Regions from separate parts of the Mus musculus genome. Here region 2 is linked to region 1. Evidence: chromatin loops called from intact Hi-C (ENCODE). Cell type or tissue: left cerebral cortex. All regions are shown on one strand. Each heading gives the region's core, and the rest is flanking DNA. Links, peaks and the distances in the headings are about the cores only.

What was found. Peaks named below come from ENCODE experiments on the same cell type or tissue, not always from the same donor. Only the 100,000 strongest peaks of a DNase experiment are listed, where the experiment ranks them.
Region 2: it touches region 1 in a loop (2.2-fold over the local background); 3 of 42 quality-filtered maps call a loop at or near these places.

Annotation. Positions count from the first base shown.
Region 1 is chr16:93,908,924-93,925,468 of GRCm38, forward strand. Cldn14 (claudin 14) reads right to left here. Exons shown (of 2, transcript NM_001165925.1): 2 at 10,108-11,114. The coding sequence starts at 11,033. The coding sequence ends at 10,314. Among named protein-coding and RNA genes, the nearest start is that of Gm31012, 12 kb to the right of the region's middle. In left cerebral cortex, for the core only: a CTCF peak has its summit at 9,585 (motif pointing right); a DNase peak (open chromatin) is centred at 9,611.
Region 2 is chr16:94,330,076-94,334,075 of GRCm38, forward strand. It overlaps Ripply3 (ripply transcriptional repressor 3), which reads left to right. Exons shown (of 4, transcript NM_133229.2): 3 at 3,181-3,248. Among named protein-coding and RNA genes, the nearest start is that of Ripply3, 3.7 kb to the left of the region's middle. In left cerebral cortex, for the core only: a CTCF peak has its summit at 2,003 (motif pointing left); a DNase peak (open chromatin) is centred at 2,008.

The sequences.
Region 1 (16,545 bases), core at 7,262-11,261:
CGGTGGTATTAACAACGTGTTCCACAGTGCCGGGCAAGACGCCATTTTTTTAAGCCCTTCTATGGTGGTTATATTGATTTTTTTTGTTGTTTTTTAAGATTTATTTATTATTATTATATCTAAGTACACTGCTACAGTCCCTAATGAGATCTGACTTCGGACACACCAGAAGAGGGCGTCAGATCTCATTACGGAGGGTTGTGAGCCACCATGTGGTTGCTGGGATTTGAACTCAGGACCTTCAGAAGAGCAGTCAGTGCTCTTACCCGCGGAGCCATCTCGCCAGCCCGATGTTGATTGTTACTTGACAGGATCTTGGACACAAACCTTTGGCGTGTCTGTGAGGGGCTTGGGGGAATTCCATTTATTGAGGTGGGAAAGGGCCCCCTAACATGGGCAACACCATTCTGTGGGCTTGGGGTCTTGAACTGAATCAAAAGGAGAAAAAGGGGGTCAAGAGAGAAGGCTCAATGGGTTACCCCAACCCCGCCGACCTGAGTTTGATCCTCAGCACCTCCCTGGATCCCACGGATGAAAACAATACAAACACAAATGAACAAGCAGTGGAGAGGACCAGGTTCCCAGCCGTGCCTCTCCCTGTCCATCGGTCAGTTGCCCGAGTTATGTTCTACAGCAAGCGAGTCTGCTTTCACTTTAACCCTTTCCCTGAGAAAGCATTCAGTGACCATGAATTGCACCATCCGCATGAGGTCTGCCCAGGGTGGGCACCAAGGCCTCCGACCAGCTGTCACCCAGATGCCCTTCTGATGATGCTTTTAAATTAAACATTTAGGGTACATTTTTCTTTCGTTTTTTTGTTTTTAAATGTGTGTGCACCTGTATGTGTGGGCATTCATGTGCCACAGTGTGCGTGTGGAGGTCAGAGGACAACCTGTAAGAGTTGGTTCTCCCTTTCCACCACTCTGGTCCCGGGGATCGAACTCCCGTCTTTGGGCTTGGCAGCAGACCTCTATACCGATTGAGCCGGCTCACTGGCCTTCACTTTCAACCCTCTGTATCTCTGCTCCTCTCTGCTCCTTCCTCTTACTGTCTACCTTGTCCTTCAGAGAGTGATAAATCTTGGGCTCATCAGCCACCTTTCCGTCCAGTTTCCTGGTCATGTGTGGACTTTTCTGTTTCCCTCCCAAGGTACTTGGTTTGTAGTCTGGGAGGCATTTGCAGAGAGGGTTCATGTTTGCCTCAGCCTTGGCCCCCATCCAGCAGGGTTTTGACACAGTAACCTTCCCAGTGTAACTTCCTAAATAGACTGTTGCTGTAGTTTTTCTCTTTAAAATAAGAGGGGGGAGCCGGGTGTGGTGGCACACACCTTTAGGGAGGCAGAGGCAGGTGGATTTCTGAGTTCGAGGCCAGCCTGGTCTACAAAGTGAGTTCCAGGACAGCCAGGGCTATACAGAGAAACCCTGTCTCGAAACACCAAAAATAAATAAATTAAAAATAAAAATAAGAGGAGGGGGAAGAATTTTGTTTTTACATTTCCAACAGGCTGAACATTAATTTGTTTTTTTTTCCTCTTCAGTATTATTAGTTTTATTATTATTATTATTTCAGGTTGTGCTTGTAGTTTCTGTTGTACTTCCTAGAATTTGTGGACATTTGGGAATGAGAGGGAAGGCTTAGTGGGTAAGAACGAGCATTGCTCTTACAGAGGGCCTGGATTCCATTGCTAGCACCCACACTGGACAGCTCACAATCTTGTGTAATTCCAGCTCTGGGGGATCTGATGCCCCCTCTGTTCCCAGCTGCTCTGTACACACACACACACACACACACACACACAAACCTAAAAATAAAATAAATCTTTAATAGTAGCTGTAGGTTGACTGATTCCTTCCCTCTGCTTCAGGTTGGACCTTACCTGGTGCCCAGCCAATGGGGTAGCCTGTGGCAACAGAGGCCTTCTTTTCCGCTTACATTGATCCTAGTAAGTGCTGAGCAAATGGGTTTTTACGCTGAAAACAGATTCACACGTGACACGGGAGAGTCGTACGTTTGAAGGGACTCGGAGATGGCAGTCTTTACCCAGCACAAAGCTATGCTCTCAGCTGCCACGGGAACAAAAACGTATCCAGACCATCGGCGTTCATGGACTGACTGAGAAAATGAACCAGCACTGGGGGAGCTGTGCACGGAGCTGAACACACCCATCCTGACCCTAAGTGGCTGCCATACAGGTGATAAAGAAATGAAAGATATGTTATATCAGGGTGTGGTAAAGTTTGCGGGAAGGGGGGTGCCTAGGCGGGCCCATGCCAAGGCATTCCTTCCCCCTGAGGGACCAGCCACACGGCGGTATAGCATAGAATAGTTTATTCAGGGCACGGGGAGGGGAGTTAAAGAGGGTAGTAGAGGCAGGGAAAAACAGAGAGAGGGAGAGTAGAGAAGTCGAGACCGGCCATGACCACGTGGAGAAAGGAGGGAAGGGAATGGGGAGAGAGGGGGAGCAAGAGGGCAAGAGGCAAGAGAGGGAGGAGGGGGCAAGCGGCCCCTTTTAGAGTGGGCCAGGCCTCCCTGGCTGTTGCCAGGTAACTGTGGGGCGGAGCTTAGACAGAATGCTAACAGGCTCCTGGGATGAAAGCATCCTTACCCCAGCCTCCAAGGTCCATCGAGGAGTGTGTAGCGCACAGAATCTCTTCAGCGCAGACCCAAGCCATCACGCTAATTCACCCCCACCAGCCCTCCTCCTTGTCCACGCTTGATAATGTCCGTCTCTAAAGTTTTGTTTTGTATATATATATACAGGGTTTGTATATATATATATGCAGGGTTTCTCTGTATAGCCCTGGCTGTCCTGGAAATCTGCCTGCCTCTGCCTCCCAAGTGCTGGGATCAAAGGCGTGCGCCACCCCTGCCCGGCTGTCTCTAAAGTCTGATTCACTGCTGCCTCAATCTGGTTTAGGCACCTTTGGTTTTGTAAAAAATAAAAAGTGTGTGATATCATTGGGTGGGATGAGGGGCAGAGGCCAATTAGTCCCTGGGAACATAGAGGCAAGAGGATTTAGATTGAGGGTAGCCTGGGCTACAAACCTGGGCAAGACCTTGCTTCAGAAACAAACAAAACAACAAACAAGGCAAAAAACCAAATTTGTGTGATATGTAAATACCTTTCAGGAGGTGGGCTCTAGACCAAGGACCTCCAAGGACATCCCAAGGCTTCTCCATCCCCACTCCCTCTTCATTTCCCAGGCCCCCTCTGCATCTAACTCATGACTGACAAGGTCATGGGTCTCCCACCCATGGCAAGTGCCCACTTCCTCAGACTCCTATTTGGAGCCACTGGACCAAAACCCTCTCTATTTAACTAGGCTAGATGAGAAGTCTATGCAAATGTTTCATGCTGGAAAAATGCCTGAGATGACTAAAAATCCCCAGACCTCCCCAGAGCTGGAGGCAGCTGATGCCCCAGGCAGGAGCGGGTAGGCTGTCCTGGCACACGGACAGCTCCAGTCAGTCAATCATTTGCCAGCCGCTGGAAGGTGGTAACATTTACATAGGGTTAAGGCAGTCCTGTGCTGGGCTTCTACCTGCCTGTGTGAGGCTGGCTGAGCAAGAGGAGGTTTGAGGAAGAGGCAGGTGATTAGCCCGGGGCCGGTGATTTATGGGGTAACCTTCACTGGCCTTTCTTGGGCAGGAAACGGGCTGTTTACTAATGTCTTCCCCTTCCATCACCTGCAAACCCTGTTGGTAGTATTTTAAAATAATTTACTAGATGAAGTTCTATATTTTACTTTGGACAACTGCCCAGTCATATAGACTTTTTAAAAATTCTTGCAATCTTTTCCTTTGTCTCTGTCTCCGTCTTCCTCTCCCTTCTGCTTTCCTTTCTCATAATTAGAAAAAGTCCGGGGACTCGGAGACTCTTAGTTAGGTATTTTCAGAGGCATGGTCTCTGGTATCCCAGGCTTTCCTCAAACTCCTTTCATAGCCCGAGGATGACTTTGACCTTCTGAACCTTGACCTTCTGACCCTTGTGCCTCCTCCTCCTCCAGAGTGGTGGGTGTAGACCATTATGCCCAGTTGATGGGGTGCTGAGGCTTGGTCCCAGAACATCATGTACTGTACCAGCCAAGCTATGTCCTGAGCCCCTGTTCCCCTGTGGTACAGCTAGAAACAGACCTCACAAACACACACAGGCACACACCAGCACACGGTGTACAGAGACGTCAGGTGACATGTGACTCCTGAAACAGAGGATAACTTAGGAGTCCTCTCCTTCCACCATTGTGGATCCTGGGACTCCAACTTAGGCTGTTACTTCTTTCCCTCCCTCAGTCTGTGGGACATGCCATCAGTCTGTGGGACATGCCATCAGTCTGTGGGACATGCCATCAGTCTGTGGGACATGCCATCAGTCTGTGGGACATGCCATCAGTCTGTGGGACATGCCATCAGTCTGTGGGACATGCCATCAGTCTGTGGGACATGCCATCAGTCTGTGGGACATGCCATCAATCTGTGGGATATGCCATCAGTCTGTGGGACATGCCATCAGTCTGTGGGACATGCCATCAGTCTGTGGAACATGCCATCAGTCTGTGGGACATGCCATCAGCAGCCGGTGGAACCTGACCAGCAGTTATGACTCAGGTTCCCAATTTTAAGGTCAATATCCTGGTTCTCTACCCAGTTTGTCGTTATCAAGTAAGTGGCTTGTGGTAGTATTTCTACTTCTGGTCACAATTTGAACATAGGATGTTTGGGGAGACTTCAGAGGTCTAAGATTTCAAAAGGCCCAAACCATGAGAGCATTGGGTGTGCTGTCCAGGAGAGAGGAGGCAGAAGCATTCAGTACAGGAGGGGCTTCCTCGAGACCCACAGAAGACCCACGGAGAGACTTACAGGTGGAAGGCTCCAGTGTGTATCTTCAGGGACAGATGGAGGAAACTTGGGGCTGGAAGACATCAGGGTCTGGTGACCTGTGCCTAGGTAGGGCTGCCCTAAGTGGGGAGACAGGTGTCACTTCTGAAACTAGCCCCTTCTTTTCTGGGCCTCCCGGGCTGCCTGAACTGAGGAGGAGGAACCAGAAAGCCTGGTAGATTACAGGCCTCTAGGGATCAGAGCCAAGTTCGAAGGAAACAAATGTAGCGTTTCTCAATCCACAAGGGCCATGCTGTAATTCATACCACGTTGTAACAGTGGGTTCCTGGCACTCATCTGAGTCTGACTCATGGTTCCTTTTCATTCTGAAACTCAGTCTTGTGTTTCACCTCCAAAAGACTCCATCTTGGTTAAGCTCTAGTCCTGAAGAGTGAGCAGGAGCTGGTGTCTACCCGCGGTGATGACCCTGATTGTGTGGCCAAAAAAAAGGCTTAGAGGAACAGAGACACTTGTCCTGGGAGTACATGAGAATGGAAAAGAGAAAGCAAGGGGAAGGTACTGCGGCCTGCAGGAGGTAATCCGAGCTTCCTCAGATCTACTTCCTGGTTTAGATGCCCTTTAGAGACCCAAGACGTCACTTCCTGTTTCCTCTGTGATTCAGACTTGGGGATGATGTCACCTTTCATCCTATGCAGTCAGGACCCATGCTCTAAGAGAAGCGCCACATGTGACCACCAATCATGCATGTGCTTGTCTGAACTCACATGAGACTAGACTCCTGTCTCATGTGTTGGAGCTGACATACATCCCTGACTAATCGTCTAGATGCAAGTCCTGGTTCAAATTCCCTTTCTACTGTTCTTTTTATTTTTAGATTCTTTGTTTGTTTGTTTGTTTGTTTGTTTTCAAGACAGGGTTTCTCTGTGTAGCCCTGGCTGTCCTGGAACTCACTCTGTAGACCAGGCTGGCCTCAAACTCAGAAATCTGCCTGCCTCTGTCTCCCAAGGGCAGATTCATTATTTTTATTTGTGGTGTGTGTGTGTGTGTGTGAGAGAGAGAGAGAGAGAGGGAGAGAGAGAGAGAGAGAGAGAGAGAATGAGCCGTCCCTCCAGCCCACTTTCTCCTGTCGATGACATTTCTCTTTCTAGGTCAGGTAGCTTGCCTGAGGTCCAGCTTCCCGCCTGAGTGATGGACAGTCCATTTGAATTGACTCTTAGGAGAGGGGCTATGGCATGGTTTTGTTCTTTACCAGAGTACTTCTGGCTACATAGTAACCTTATAATTATCAGGAAGTTTTTGTTTTATTTTATCTTTTGATATAGTCTTGTGTATCTCAGGCTGGCCTTGAGTTCCCTGTGTAACCCGAGGATGCTCTCTCTCTCTCTCTCTCTCTCTCTCTCTCTCTCTTTTCGGTTTTTCGAGACAGGGTTTCTCTGTCCTAGAACTCACTCTGTAGACCAGGCTGACCTCGAACTCAGAAATCCACCTGCCTCTGCCTCCCGAGTGCTGGGATTAAAGGTGTGCGCCACCATGCCCAGCTTTCTTTCTTTCTTTTTTCCTTTTTTCTTTTTCTTTTAGACTTATCTGTTTTTTGAGCATTTGTCTTCATGTTTGTAGGAGTGCCTGGTGCCCTCGGAGAAGAAGGTGTCGGATCTTCTAAAATTGGAATTATGGGTGGTTGTGAGCCATGATGTGGGTGTTAGGAACAGAGTCCAGGTCTTCTGCAAGAGCAGCCAGCGCTCTGAGTCTGAGCTTCTCTCCAGGAGGATTTTAAAGGCCTCACTTTCCTGCTTCCTCCCAAATTCTGAGATTCCAGGCAGGTGTTACTGCACCCGAGTTAAGCCCTGCTGGGGCTTGGACCAAGGGCCTCATGCCTGTCAGGAAAGTTCTTCACCAGCTGAACTGGACTCTGTGCCACCTGGTGGTCGAGAACGTCATAGCTACCCGAAGCCAGAGACAAACTCACATCTCCCTCCGTCCCCCCCCCCCCCCCCCCGTCCCCCGTCCCCCTTCAATATTCCTTTCCTTTCCTTTCCTTTCCTTTCCTTTCCTTTCCTTTCCTTTCCTTTCCTTTCCTTTCTCTTTCATTTCTCTCTCTCTTTCTTTTTTTTTAAAGATTTATTTATTTATTATATGTAAGGATAAGGACACCGTAGCTGTCTTTCAGACACTCCAGAAGAGGGAGTCAGTCTTGTTACAGATGGTTGTGAGCCACCATGTGGTTTCTGGGATTTGAACTCTGGACCTTCAGAAGAGCAGTCGGGTGCTCTTACCCACTGAGCCATCTCACCAGCCCCTTTTTTTGTTTTTTTAAGACAGGGTTTCTCTGTATAGCCCTGGCTGTCCTGGAACTCACTTTGTAGACCAGGCTGGCCTCGAACTCAGAAATCCACCTGCCTCTGCCTCCCAAGTGCTGGGATTAAAGGTGTGCGCCACCACTGCCCAGCTTCAATTTTTCTTTATTTTTGAAAATGTTATACTTAGACACACAGCTCTTATCTTTTGAGTTCTTCATTTTATAAAGCTGCTGATTGGGGGGCGGGGGGCATCCCCAGTGACCTTCAAGCCTGCTCTTGTCTGATTAGCTACCTGGTGCTGTCAGATGTGCTGGCTGGTTTTGTGTCAACTTGACCCAAGCTGGAGTCACTGGGAATGAGGAAAACTCAGCTGAGGAAATGCCTCCCTAAGATCTGGCTGTAAGGCATTTTTTAAAATTTGTGATCACCAACTCATGGTGGGTGGAGCCATCCCTGGGCTGGCCATTCTCCGTTCTATAAGAAAGCAGGCCGAGCAAGCAAGCCATGAGGAGCAAGCTGGTAAGCAGCACCCCTCCACGGCCTTTGCCTCCGCTCCTTCTTCCAGGTCCCTGTTCTGCTTGAGTCCTTGTCCTGACTTCCTCCAGTGGTGAACTATGGGTGTGGAAGTGTAAACTGAACAAATCCTGTCTCCCCCAACTTGCTTTTGGTCACAGTGATTTGTCACAGCAATAGAAACCTTAACAAGACACCAGGAGATCTCATGAGGCCTCATGGTCAGAGCAGATTTGTAGGTGGGACTGGCTGAAGGAAACAGAGAGATTCCTCAGATCAAGTCCCCCACCCCAAGCTTCCTAAGAGTCCCGAGAGCCCTGTGATGTCAGGGCAAAGCATGACACTAGAGGCTGTGACAGTGAACTTTGTCAACTACTCTAGAACAATGGTTCTCACCCTTGGGTCAAGATGCCTTGGTGGGCCAGATATCAGATATCCAGCATATCAAATATTTACATTACAATTCATAATAGAAGCAAAATCACAGCTATGAAGTAGCAACAAAATAATTTATGGTTGGGGTCGCCACAGCATGAGGAACTGTATTAAAGGGTCGTAGCATTGGGACGGTTAAGAACCAAGGCTCGGGCTGGAGAGATGACTCAGCAGTTAAGAGCACTGACTGCTCTTCCAGAGGTCCTGAGTTCAAATCCCAGCAACCACATGGTGGCTCACAACCATCTGTAATGGGATCTGAGGCCTTCTTCTGGTGCGTCTGAAGACAGCTACAGTGTACTCACTCATATACATAAAATAAATAAATAAATTTTAAAAAAGAAAAGAAAAACAGAACCACGGCTCTAGAATCGTCTAGCAGATTAATTACCGGGCACATCTGTGAGGATGATTTGAGGTTGGTAAACTGAGGAAGGATGGAAGAGCCGCACAAACTGTGGGTAGCACGGTTCTGTGGGCTAGGGTGCAGGGCTGACGGCAGGGAGAAAGCTGGCTGAGAACCCGGGTCCATCTTTTACTGCTTCCTGACTGGATTCGACATGTCCATGCTCACAGTCCTGATGCTGCGCTGGACTGAGCCCTCAGACTGTAGCCAAAATAGGCCCTCCTTCCCTTGAGTCGCATCTTAACAGGTGAGGTGTGTTGGTTAGCACAGACTGGCCTTGAACTGGCTGTGTAGCCAAGGATGGCTTTGAACTTCCGACCTTCTGATCTCCACTTCCCAATTTCTTCGCTAACAGGTGTGCCTCTCCACGCCTGGCTTTATGTGGGGCTGGGGCTCTAACCCAGCGCTGGGTAAGCACTCACCGATTGAACTTTGCCCCAGTCACTGACAGGTGGCTGTAATTAGGATCATAACTAATACAGGGTTATGACATCATTGACGCCTGTGTAGGTCTAGGGCTTGGGCTGTGACCCTTTCTCCACATTCCGTTTGGATATTCAGTTTTACCCTTTGTGATCATGGGCCAGGGTCTCCCCAGGCTGAGCCACTGAGCCTCACCCTGCCCCACTGCAACTCTCGTGCTGGGGACTCTCACGCTCAGCCCTTGAGTGGGTGTGTCCTCCCCACTCAAAGCCTTTGGCAGAGGCCAGGGCAGAGAAAGGATGTGAGCACAGCTCTAGATTCCCTGGGGTAGGGTGTGGGAGGGAGGTTCAGGGAGACAGCAGACAGCTTTCTGGTCATGTGGTTGGAACCAGGAAGGACACTGGGGTCCTCACAACTTTCTAGGATTTTCTTTTTCTAGGTAAAGGAGCTCCCTAGAACCTGTTGTCACGGCAGCTAGGACTTAGAAAAAGAGGGTAACATTTACAGCTAAGCCCTGGGGGCCAAGCACTCCTGACTGAACTTCGTGCCAACGCACAGAAAGCAGAGGTACCAGAACCTCTTCCGCTTCTCTTTGTAACTTATTAAAGGAAGAACTGTTGAGCCAGCAAGACTCTTATCTGATAAGAGAGGCTTTGGGCAAGCCTATGACCTGAATGGTGTGATCCCAGGTTCTGCCACAAGGTGGCAGTAGAGTAAGACTCTGGGGAACTGTCCTTCACTCTCTACGCTGCCCCCCTTCCCCTTTCTCTCACACACAAGTGCGGGCGCGCGCACGCGCGCGCACACACACACACACACACACACACACACACACACACACACACACTACACAGTGGGAACCGTTTTCAGGTAGACAGCAACACTCGCTTAACTTTCTGCTGTGTGGTGTCCTTTGAGGCTTGCTTCTAGATTTACAGGGGCCTCTGTGACTTCCTGGGGGCACAGCAGTCAGCTTTCTAGATTTTCCCATCATGCACTAGTGGATGCTAGTGATTCAGTGTCAAGGTCAGGGCTCCTGGTCCTTAGTTTGGCTGCATAACCAGGATACTCCAAATCCCCAGGACTCAGATGAGGCTTTCCACACCTTGAAGATGCAGCAGGAGCTACTGCTGCCCGCCTCACAGACCACCTCCACGCGGCTTGTTCCCGTGAGACAAACCAACCCGATGGATGGGCCACGCTTCCAAGACACTCTTTATTGAGCTCTTATTAAGCCACCCGCATAAATACATATAATAAATAAAAAACCAGCACTTTTTAGAAGTCTTTGCTTTGAAGAGCACCTCCTTCCCTGTGTTCCGGGCTTGCTCTCTGCATCCTTCCCACATCCATCATTGGTCCTTTGGGGCCCAGCATCCCTGGCAGAAGCCCGGGGAAGGAACTCACACGTAGTCATTCAGCCTGTACCCACTGTGCGCGGCTGAGGTCACCGAGGGGGCACGGTTGTCCTTGTAGGCCGCTGGTGGGCGGTAGGCAGGGGCGGTAGCCGTGGTGGTAGCTCCGGCCCTGGACTGGGGCGGGTAGGGTCTGTAGGGGGCCTCGTCCTGGCAGGATAAGCAGAGCAGGGTGCCCCCGATGAGAGACAGGGATGAGGAGATGAAGCCCAGGTACAGGGCCTGGCCGATTTCAAACTTCATGCCACTGGGCAGCAGCGGGTTATAAAAATTCTGCACCACGTCATTCGTGGTCCAGGACACGGCCACCATGCACAGCAGGCCGGCCAGCAGGAAGAGCGCGCCCCCCAGCACTGCAAAGGTGGTCTTGGCGGGTGTGCCTTTGGCGCAGCGTGTGCACTTCATGCCCACTACTGCGCAGGCGCAGGCCATGCCCGACAACAGGCAGGAGATGACCATGAGCGCCCGGGCGGCCTGCAAGTCCCGGGGCAGCGCCAGCAGTGAGCGGTAGATCTGACACTGGTAGATGCCTGTGCTGTGCCACACACATTCCATCCACAGTCCCTTCAGGTAGGATACGGCAGTCAGGATGTTGGTGCCCACATGGGCCGTCCTCCGCCAGTGTGGCAGGATGGTGGTGATGAGCGTTCCTACCATGCCCAGGAAGCTAAGCAGGAAGCCTAGGAGCTGGACCGCTGTGCTGGCCATGGCTAAGGGCCCCTGCTAGCCGCGCTGAGCAGTGCCCAGGTCCCCAGGGATGGATCTGGTCCTTAGGTGCCCGCAGGAAGCCTAATAAAGCCAGGAGGAGAGGGAGGGCAAGAAAAGGGAACTGGGTTAAATATTATCTCGATGCCTTTATTTCTGTCACCAAAACACTTTTCCATAGGCAGTTCCTATGATAATTAACATGTCCTGAAAAAAAAAAAATGGAGGCTCCTCAGGGTGGAAGGACAGAGCTGGATGAGAGGATGCAGGTCCCAGCAGCCTGTGCTTCCTGGAGACCCCAGAGCTCCCATTCTCGATGTCTCCGGGACCTACGACTTAGGGAAAGCACACAGAGGGAGTTCTACCTTATATGTACACTCAGGTTTTTCTGTTACACCTCAACCTTCCTTCCACACAGCTTGGACTGACATGCGTTAGTTAGGGTGTGTACCTGTTGTGACTTAGAGAATGGCCTTGGGGGCTGTGTCTGTAAGGGGGCGACTTTCTCTGGCACCTCAGAGGCAGGTCAGGGGCTGTTTTGGAATTCAGGCCTGATGTGACATCAAGCTTGCTGACTCCTGCCCAGGGACAGGATTCCAAGTGGCCAGATGCTTAATGCATCTGACAGGAGTGTAAGCCAGGGCTCAGCCTGCTTTCTTAGTTACAGAGACTGCCCAGCGTAGGGGACCCTCTCAAGCAAGTCAGGACAGTCCCCAGCTTCTCCACCTCGACAGAGTCCGAAGAGTGAAAGGTCCAGGCTTACATTGGGCCCCCTGGCTGATTCCTGACCTGAATTCTAGGCTGCCCCAAACTTTCCTTTTCAAGGTTACCCATTAAAGACTGTCGGAAGGCTTGACAGGAGCCCACAAGGCTTGGTGGTGGACCAGTCTGGGGAGGTCTAAGTGTATTTATGGAAAGCAAGGGGAGCTAATTTTAGAAATCACTAGGTTTTGCTATTTTTAAGTTAAGGATTTTCTAATTTAAGAAGTGTTAATGAGCTTCAAACCTCCCCCTCCAGCTTCCTCCCCCCTCCCCTCCCCCCCATAGCAGCAGCATCAAGCAATACTTCCTGACTTTGCTTCTCGCTTATAAGCCATTCATTCACTAGAAAACACATTAAATGAAAGTGTCTCCTTGAAAACTGCTTAACCCCAGCCCCAACCCTCCTGGCCACAATGTTGCAGAAGGCTCTATCCTTCACTGTGTTTGCATAGGAAGGCCCTGCTAGCATGCACTGGGCTGACTTTGGCATTCCCTGTGGGCTACTGTTTCTCCCATGTCCCCCTCCCCCCTTGCAGGCATGTGTACAACTGTGGAAAACATTTGCTAGAGAGATGGGAGTCCAAGACAAATGTTCGAAAAGCCCTCAGCGGGCCAGGTGGGTGGGGCAGCATCTACAAGGTGAAGGTGTTGGGTCTTGCAGGGGTGGTGTGTGTGTGTGTGTGTGTGTATGTGTGTGTATGTGTGTGTGTATGTGTGTATGTGTGTGTGTTGGGGGTGGCTTTCCTGCACCCTGAAGAGTTTTAGAGACAGTCATTACAGTTCCATACTCTCTAACTTTAAGTACCTATTAGCCTGGCAGGCAGGCATTGGCAGTTTAAATTGACAGGACTTCCAAAGCCATTCAGTCTCACACACATACAGTCTGTGAGAATCACAGGCAGGTAATTATGCAACCGGAACTAAGTGACCTGATAGTGTGCACTGTGCTAATCAGGAAAAGTAGTCGATGTCCTCTCCTAAGTCACACATTAAAATGACCCATTGTAGCTTAACTCCATCTAGGTACATGAGTGACGAGTAAAGAAAACACATTTTCCTAAGAAGAAAGCGAATGTTGGTTAGATAAAAACCACGGTTTGAGGCACAAAACCTGCAGAGGTCACTTCTGCTTTGGTGAGGTGCAGCGAGAGCCTGCAGACTCAGTGAAGACCACAGAAAGCCATCTGGATCACTGGAACTCTCAGCCTTTCTCTGGAGGCATCTTCTCACTATTTAAGTTCTTTACAAATACAGATTAGGGCTGGCAAGCTAGCTCAGTGGGCAAAGGTGCTTGCTGCTATGCCCGACAGACCTGAGTTCGATCCCTGGGATCTAAATGGTGGAAGGAAAGAACCAACTCCTTCAAGTTGTCCTCTGACCTCTAACTGCATGCGCCCCACACATATGTGCACACACACACGTGTAATACACTAACTTAATAAGTAATTTTAAAAGTGCAGATCAACATTTTAAGATGAAATAACTGAATTTCAGTTTAGAAAAGAAACTCAATTTTTTGTTGTTGTTGTTGTTTTTGTTTTTGTTTTTCGAGACAGGGTTTCTCTGTGTAGCCCTGGCTGTCCTGGAACTCACTCTGTAGACCAGGCTGGCCTCGAACTCAGAAATCCACCTGCCTCTGCCTCCCAAGTGCTGGGATTAAAGGCGTGTGCCTCCATGCCCGGCGAAACTCAATTTTCATAGCATTTTTTTCTTAGTGGTGTAGGTTTTCTAGGTTATTTTTCATTTTTCAAAAGTCTGCCCTATAAGGACAAAGTATAAGGACAAAGTATAAGAACAAAGAAAACTAAAAGAAAAAGTATATATTCCCCTGATCAATGCAAGCATTTTTTTAGTGTTAAATGATTATTAAATACTAATAGCTGTTTGCTTTTGCTTTTGTTTTTTGTTTTGTTTGTTTGTTTTGGTTTTTTGAGACAGGGTTTCTCCTGGGTTTCCTGGAACTCACTCTGTAGACCAGGCTGGCCTGGAACTCAGAAATCTGCCTGCCTCTGCCTCCCAAGTGCTGGGATTAAAGGTGTGTGCCACCACATCCGGCGTTTTGTTTGTCTTTTTAAGGGAGAAAGCTTTCTAAAGAAGGTGCTATGAGTGGAACTATATCCCTCACCCCCCAAGATATATCGAAGTCCTAACTCCTAGTACCTCAGAATGTCACCCTCTTTGGAAGTAGGAAGATTACACATGTGGACAGGGACACACTGGGGAAGGCCAGGTCCCTAAACCGAATTAGTGTCTTACAAAGTCCCTGAGGACTGAGGCAGAGTTTGGAATGACTCAGCAAGAAGCCCAGAATGTTCTAAAAGTTTGGGGAGAAAGTGGGGGCAGGCCAACCCTCAGCCCTCAGGAGGAGCAGCCCTGGGGAGCCTAGGTCCCAGACTTTTAGAACCAATCTCTGCTTTGTTATGCATCCATAGCTTAGCCACCCCCTCCCCCAGCCCTGTCCACTGTCCACTCAGCTCAGGAAGTTAGAGAGACACACTCAAGTCTAAAAACAAGAGTGAGTCTTCTCTAGATCAGGGCACTGGAAATTTGGTGGCTTCGTGCTTGTCACTGGTCTATACAAAACAGCCTCTACCTTCATGTCCCTAAACGTAGAAGACTGAAAATGAGGAGACCCATCTGGAAAATTCCCCGTGTACCTGAAGGTCAAAGGCAAGCTCTCCCTAACTGGCCCACACAGGCATCAAATGGCTAGATGTCTCTATGTTAGAGAGAGAGAGAGAGAGAGAGAGAGAGAGAGAGCGAGAGAGAGAGAGAGCGCTTAATCCACGATGATTTTGAGACTAAGGTCTGTGTTGGGCTTGTTGCCTGCACCCATCCCTGAAAAGCTGCTGAGACGTGTGTGTGTGTGTATGTGTGTGTATGTGTGTGTGTGTGTGTATGTGTGTATGTGTGTGTGTATGTGTGTGTGTGTGTATGTGTGTGTGTGTGTATGTGTGTATATATATATATGTGTGTGTGCGTGTGTGTGTGTATGTGTGTGTGTTGCCCATAGAGGTCACAGGGGGTCGGATCCCTAAAGTTACATAACTGTATACCCCTGATGTGGGTGCTGGAGGCATCTATAAAAACAGTAGGTGCTCTCGGCCAGTAAGCCTCCTTTCCAGTCCCCGCTCTGGCCCCTTGACAGTGTCTGAATTACTGTCAGTTTTCTTAAGTCAACATGTCTTGGTTTCATAGATCATAAAAACCCAAATTAGGGGCGTGGGCCAGGTGTGGGTGAGGTGGCTCAGCAGCTGCCGGATCTTTATCTTGGAAATATACTAGAACTCAGTGGGCCCCCTTTAGTCAGGACCCAGACTAAGACAGACAGACAGGTGGGTGGAAGGGAGGGGGAAGAGAAACCCCAAACCAAGGCACTAGACACTGTCACAGCCCGGCTGGAAATCTCCAGGGATAAGACAGCACAGTCGGTTTGTAAATTCTGTGAACCTCTGAACGTTATTCATTTGAACACTGCACTAGGGAACATTGGCCACGGTTACAAACGTGGTGCCAAATAAAATGTAAGGCAAAGATTTACCGATGATAAGTAAAATATTGTGGAAATTGTTTCAAAGTCACCCTCAGCAAGTGCAGCTTGAGTCCGGGTGTTCGAAGCCTCCTCATGCTCAGACAGGCTGTTGTTACTCCTAAGGCAGTAGTGCGCTGAGCGCTCCTGTGCTCAGACACATTAGCGCTAATGCTTCCTTCCGTCAACGGGGGATTCTTAGGCAATCTACAATTTTGTTATTTTGCTATTCTCATTTGTGGGTGGGAAAAACTGAACTTTAAAGTGATTAAGCGACTGGGCTGACGGGGAGGGGGGAGGGGAGCGGGCAAAGAGGAGGGAGCACTGTGACTGCGGCTGAGAGGAAGAGCGTGGGTGCTCAAGGAGCTTGGGATGTACCCACAGTTTGGCTTCCCAGTGAGAGACTAATTAATGGTGGGACTGGTGGCCTTGGGCCTCTGGACAAATGGAACGTGAGGACAGGGGGCAATGGAACGTTGCAGGACTGTGGCTGAGATGGGTGACTCTGGATGTCCAGCTATCTGGTCCAATGTTATTTTTATGTCCTCGCCCTAATGTTTGGTTAACATTTAAAGAGGTAGGGAGTTGTTCTTTTTCTTTGTTTTTCCTTCCTTCCTTCCTTCCTTCCTTCCTTCCTTCCTTCCTTCCTTCCTTTTTTTTTTTTGGAAGGGTCATAGTTCACATAGCTCAGGTTGACCTCAAATTTACTCTGCAGTGAAGGATGAACTTCTGACCCCCTTACTCTAGGCACAGTGCTGGGGCCGCAGGACAGTGCTGGGATCGAAGGACAGTGCTGGGATCGCAGGACAGTGCTGGGATCGCAGGACAGTGCTGGGATCGAAGGACAGTGCTGGGATTGCAGGACAGTGCTGGGATCGAAGGACAGTGCTGGGATGGCAGACAGGGCTTACATGCCTGCCTTATGTGGTGCAGAAGATCAAACCTCGGAGCATGTTAGGCGAGCACTTTACCAGCCAGTGATACTATGATATATATACTTTTAATTTTCAATTAATTAAGTTAAGGTTAATCTTGTGACAGGCTCACAGAGCCCAGGCTGGGCTTAAATTTGATTTGTAACCTAAGATGTCCTTGAACTTCTGATCCTCTTGCCTCTACTTCCTGAGTTTGGGCGTGACAGGTGTGCAGTGCCACACCTACTTTGTGGGGTGCTGGACCTCACACCTAGGGCCATGCATGCTGGTCAAGCACTCTACAAACTGA
Region 2 (4,000 bases), core at 1-4,000, 410 kb after region 1:
TGCATCTCACTTACACAACACCTGTGGGATACAGCTTAATGTACAGATAGATGTGATATGAAAAGTTAACTGTGGGAAATTACTCCTCTATTATTCTTTTACATTTAAGTTATTTTCTTTGAATACTGAGTGCTTTAATTCAGTTAGCATTTATAGAAGCTTAAAGAACGGAGCAAACAGGAGGGCAGCTAGAGTCTGCTACATGGTTTTGTTTCAGTCCTGATAATCCCTGCTCCAAATTTCTAAGTGACTGAAGAGAACTCTTTCTATCTCATTCCACTCAGACTTAAAGTCCTTAGAGTCCTTAAAGGTAAGATTTAAAAGAACTCACTAACTACTAAATTTTCCTTTAAGTGAACCGTGAGTATGGAGGTCACTCAGTTGTGTGGGAGACTAGAGTACTACGGCACACACAGGGCCTGAGGCAGGCAGCTTCTGGTTCCACTGTGAGGAGAAAGCCCCTTGTGATTATCTTAAAGCACAGCCCCTTTCCAGTTGACTGCACTTCACAGAAGGCAGTTAAGGCCTGGATTTGGGCAGATGGGGGAGCCTGGGGTTCTGTAGGGACTGTAGAACTGGCTGCCTTCCCACACGCCTGTCAGGGCGAGATCTTGGGATCCACCCCTGGGTCTTTCCTTGTCACTAGGCTCTGGATTTACCAGGGAGCTAAACTCCCAGCTCTATGCAGAAAGCTCTTCATAGATGTCCCACACAGGTTCTCTGCAGGCCTTAGTAAATCCGGCTCCTCCTAGCGGGCTGGGAGCTTAGGCCACACAGCTTCTAGCTGATGACATTGGCAAAGCCGGAGAATTCCTCATCCCTAGTCTTCATGACACTTTGTAGAGGAGTCTGTGAGGGACTGGGGCTTGGTGACCCATACCAGGACTTCCAGCAAGCAGATTGAAATTGGAATAAGATACAAATCTGAGAAAAGCCCCAAGGCCTTGTTCCTTGAGCAGAGGAATAACTATACCCACTCGATGCCTAGACAGCTGTATCCTCCCCTGGGTGGGGGGGGGAATAGACAAAACAAAACAAAACAATTTTTTTTGAGACAGGGTTTCTCTGTGTAGTCATGGTTGTCCTGGAACTCACTCTGTAGACCAGGCTGGCCTTGAACTCACAAAATCTGCCTGTATTTGCAGGGCCTAACCGTGTGTGCCACCATGACTTGGCTGATAGACCAAATTAAAAGGAGAAAGAAAGTAAGAAAGAGAGAAAGAAAGAGGAAGAGAGAGAAGGAGGGAGGGAGGGAGGGACCCAGAGAGACCGAGACGAGAGATTGGTCCTGAGGGTGGCCTGGGACTGGCATATCTGACGCTAAATGTTTCTATCACCGTGCGACATGACAGCCCCACCCCCACCTCCAGCCTTGATGGTTTTTGGTTTTTGGCCTCTGAACATTTCCCTCCTGGCCATTTGTCTACACTACCAAGGCCTGTGCCTGTGCTGTTACAATCCAGGCTTCCCACCACAACCTTACAGTCAGAGGTTCATGACTGAAACTCTCCGCTTGAGCCTGTTCTTTGGAGCTTAAGAAGATGCACATACCTTAAACCCACTGCTTAGCTGGCTTACCGTTCTAGTCTCATTAACTTACCAAAGTATGAGTGTTTCAGTGTTTCCCTCCATGAGAACTGATCTTTTACTAAGGCCGTTTTGAAAGCCAGGTGTGGTGCCTCATGCTTGCAATCCTAGCACTTGGGAAGATCTCTAAAAGTGTGAGGTCCGCCTGGACTACATAATGAGACTGTGTGTCAGCCTGTGCTACATAGGGAGACACTGTCTTAAAAAGTCAGAAAAGGGGGGTGGGAAAGGCATACGAAGTTAAGAGCCCATGTTTGTGGGGCTCCATTTCTACAGTTCCTGGACAGGTATTGCAAGTTGCTGGTCTATTCAGGACAGGGCACTTAAGGAAGCAGCAGCCTTTCTCTGGTCAGATTAGCAAGCATTACCCTTAGCCATCTACCACAGTGTGCACTGCTGCCCCCTGCAGGTCACCTTCAGCAGGACAGGATTGCAAGGTGAGAGCCTCAGTTTAGGGGATTGTTTATGACTACAAACAGATGAATCCAGAAGTTGTTTCCTGTAGCTCTGGAGAGCCAGAAATAATGGGAAGGACTGTGTTCCGAAGACCCTTGCATATATCCGCTTAGCTCTCAATGCGTCGTGGAGAAACACTGCTAATGCGCTGTAATGACTGCAGGGGCAGCCTGTAGCCCAGGTTACTTACAGATACTTTATACACACACGCACAGGAACAGGCACGCACACGCACACACACACACACACACACACACTCACATGCCATGCATATTCATGCACCAAGGTTGCCTAAAGGGTGAAATGGCATGGATAGCAACCATTGCAAGACCTTCTGAGTCCTCATTCACACACACACACACACACACACACACACACACACGCATATATATATACATGTATGTACATGTATATATACATATATATATATGCGTGTGTGTGTGTGTGTGTATGTGTGTGTATATGTATATATTCCAAAAGTACTTGGCTTTTCTCATCTCTCTGCTCAGCATTTCAGCTCCACAACCCACTCTACTCTGTAAAGCTGTCAGAGACCTATCACTGCATAGAAGAGAAAGAAGGATAAAAGGGAGAGATAGAGGTCCCCAAATCTAATTTCTTTGATCTCTTCTTTGTGCATGACTATTAACAAAGTACAATCACTCCCCTGAACTACCAACAACCAACACCCCATGCCTCTTGGGGCCCTAGCATTTATATATCCTCTGAAAAGTTCCCAGAAGTCCAAACAACAGACATAGAAACTATCTGCAGCTGGCAAAACCATGCCTCTGCTAGAGCATGAGGCAAATCACAGTCAGCTGCTGCAGACAGTCGGAAGCAGCCCCACACTGCACACCTGGGATTAAAATGAAAGAACATTCTTATATTTCTGTGGTTTTTTAAGGAAACCAAAATTTCAGAGTTGTCACTACAACCACACGCATAGATTTAAGGTTTGAGCCTTCACAGTTCCTGGTTAAATATTCTGGAAGCAGAACTTGTGAGATGCCATGAATGTTTAAGCTCTTAAGGCTTGAGATGGTGACAGACTTAAGTTGTGTTTTTAAAACTTGAAGATGGCACCTTCAGGGGCTCCAAAACTACACCTGTGCTTCTACATATTTGTCTTTGCAGTGTGAGTCTTGGGGAGACCAACACACATCGGGATCAAAGGGAGCCTTTGGATTCCAGCATCCTGTCAGGTAAAGGTTATTTCATGGTGAAAAGCACGTGGTAGTACACGTTAGCATTTTTAACAAAATAGAGAATTAAATATATTATCTAGTTTTGTTTGTTTGTTTGTTTTTCGAGACAGGGTTTCTCTGTATAGCCCTGGCTGTCCTGGAACTCACTTTGTAGACCAGGTTGGCCTCGAACTCAGAAATCCGCCTGCCTCTGCCTCTCGAGTGCTGGAATTAAAGGTGTGCTCCATCACACCCGGCTCCTCTATTATCTAGTTTTATTTTGCTTCCTTACCGAGGGATTTTAAGGATGATTTGTTATATTTCTGGAATCTGTTCTTGATTTTATGCATTTAATGTTTCATTACAAGCTGGGACTGACCATATCCCAAATCCCGTTTGCCCTTCAAACTCATTGGCAAACACTTCTATGTAACCAGCTAATTTTAAGCATGGCCAAGCCTAAGCCTTGCTCGCACTTCTGTTTTAGATGTGTTGGTGCATGTTGCGTGTGCTCTGTTTTAGATGTGTTGGTGCATGTTGCGTGTGCTCTGTTTTAGATGTGTTGGTGCATGTTGCGTGTGCTCTGTTTTAGATGTGTTGGTGCATGTTGCGTGTGCTCTGTTTTAGATGTGTTGGTGCATGTTGCGTGTGCTCTGTTTTAGATGTGTTGGTGCATGTTGCGTGTGCTCTGTTTTAGATGTGTTGGTGCGTGTTGCGTGTGCTCTGTTTTAGATGTGTTGGTGCGTGTTGCGTGTGCTCTGTTTTAGATG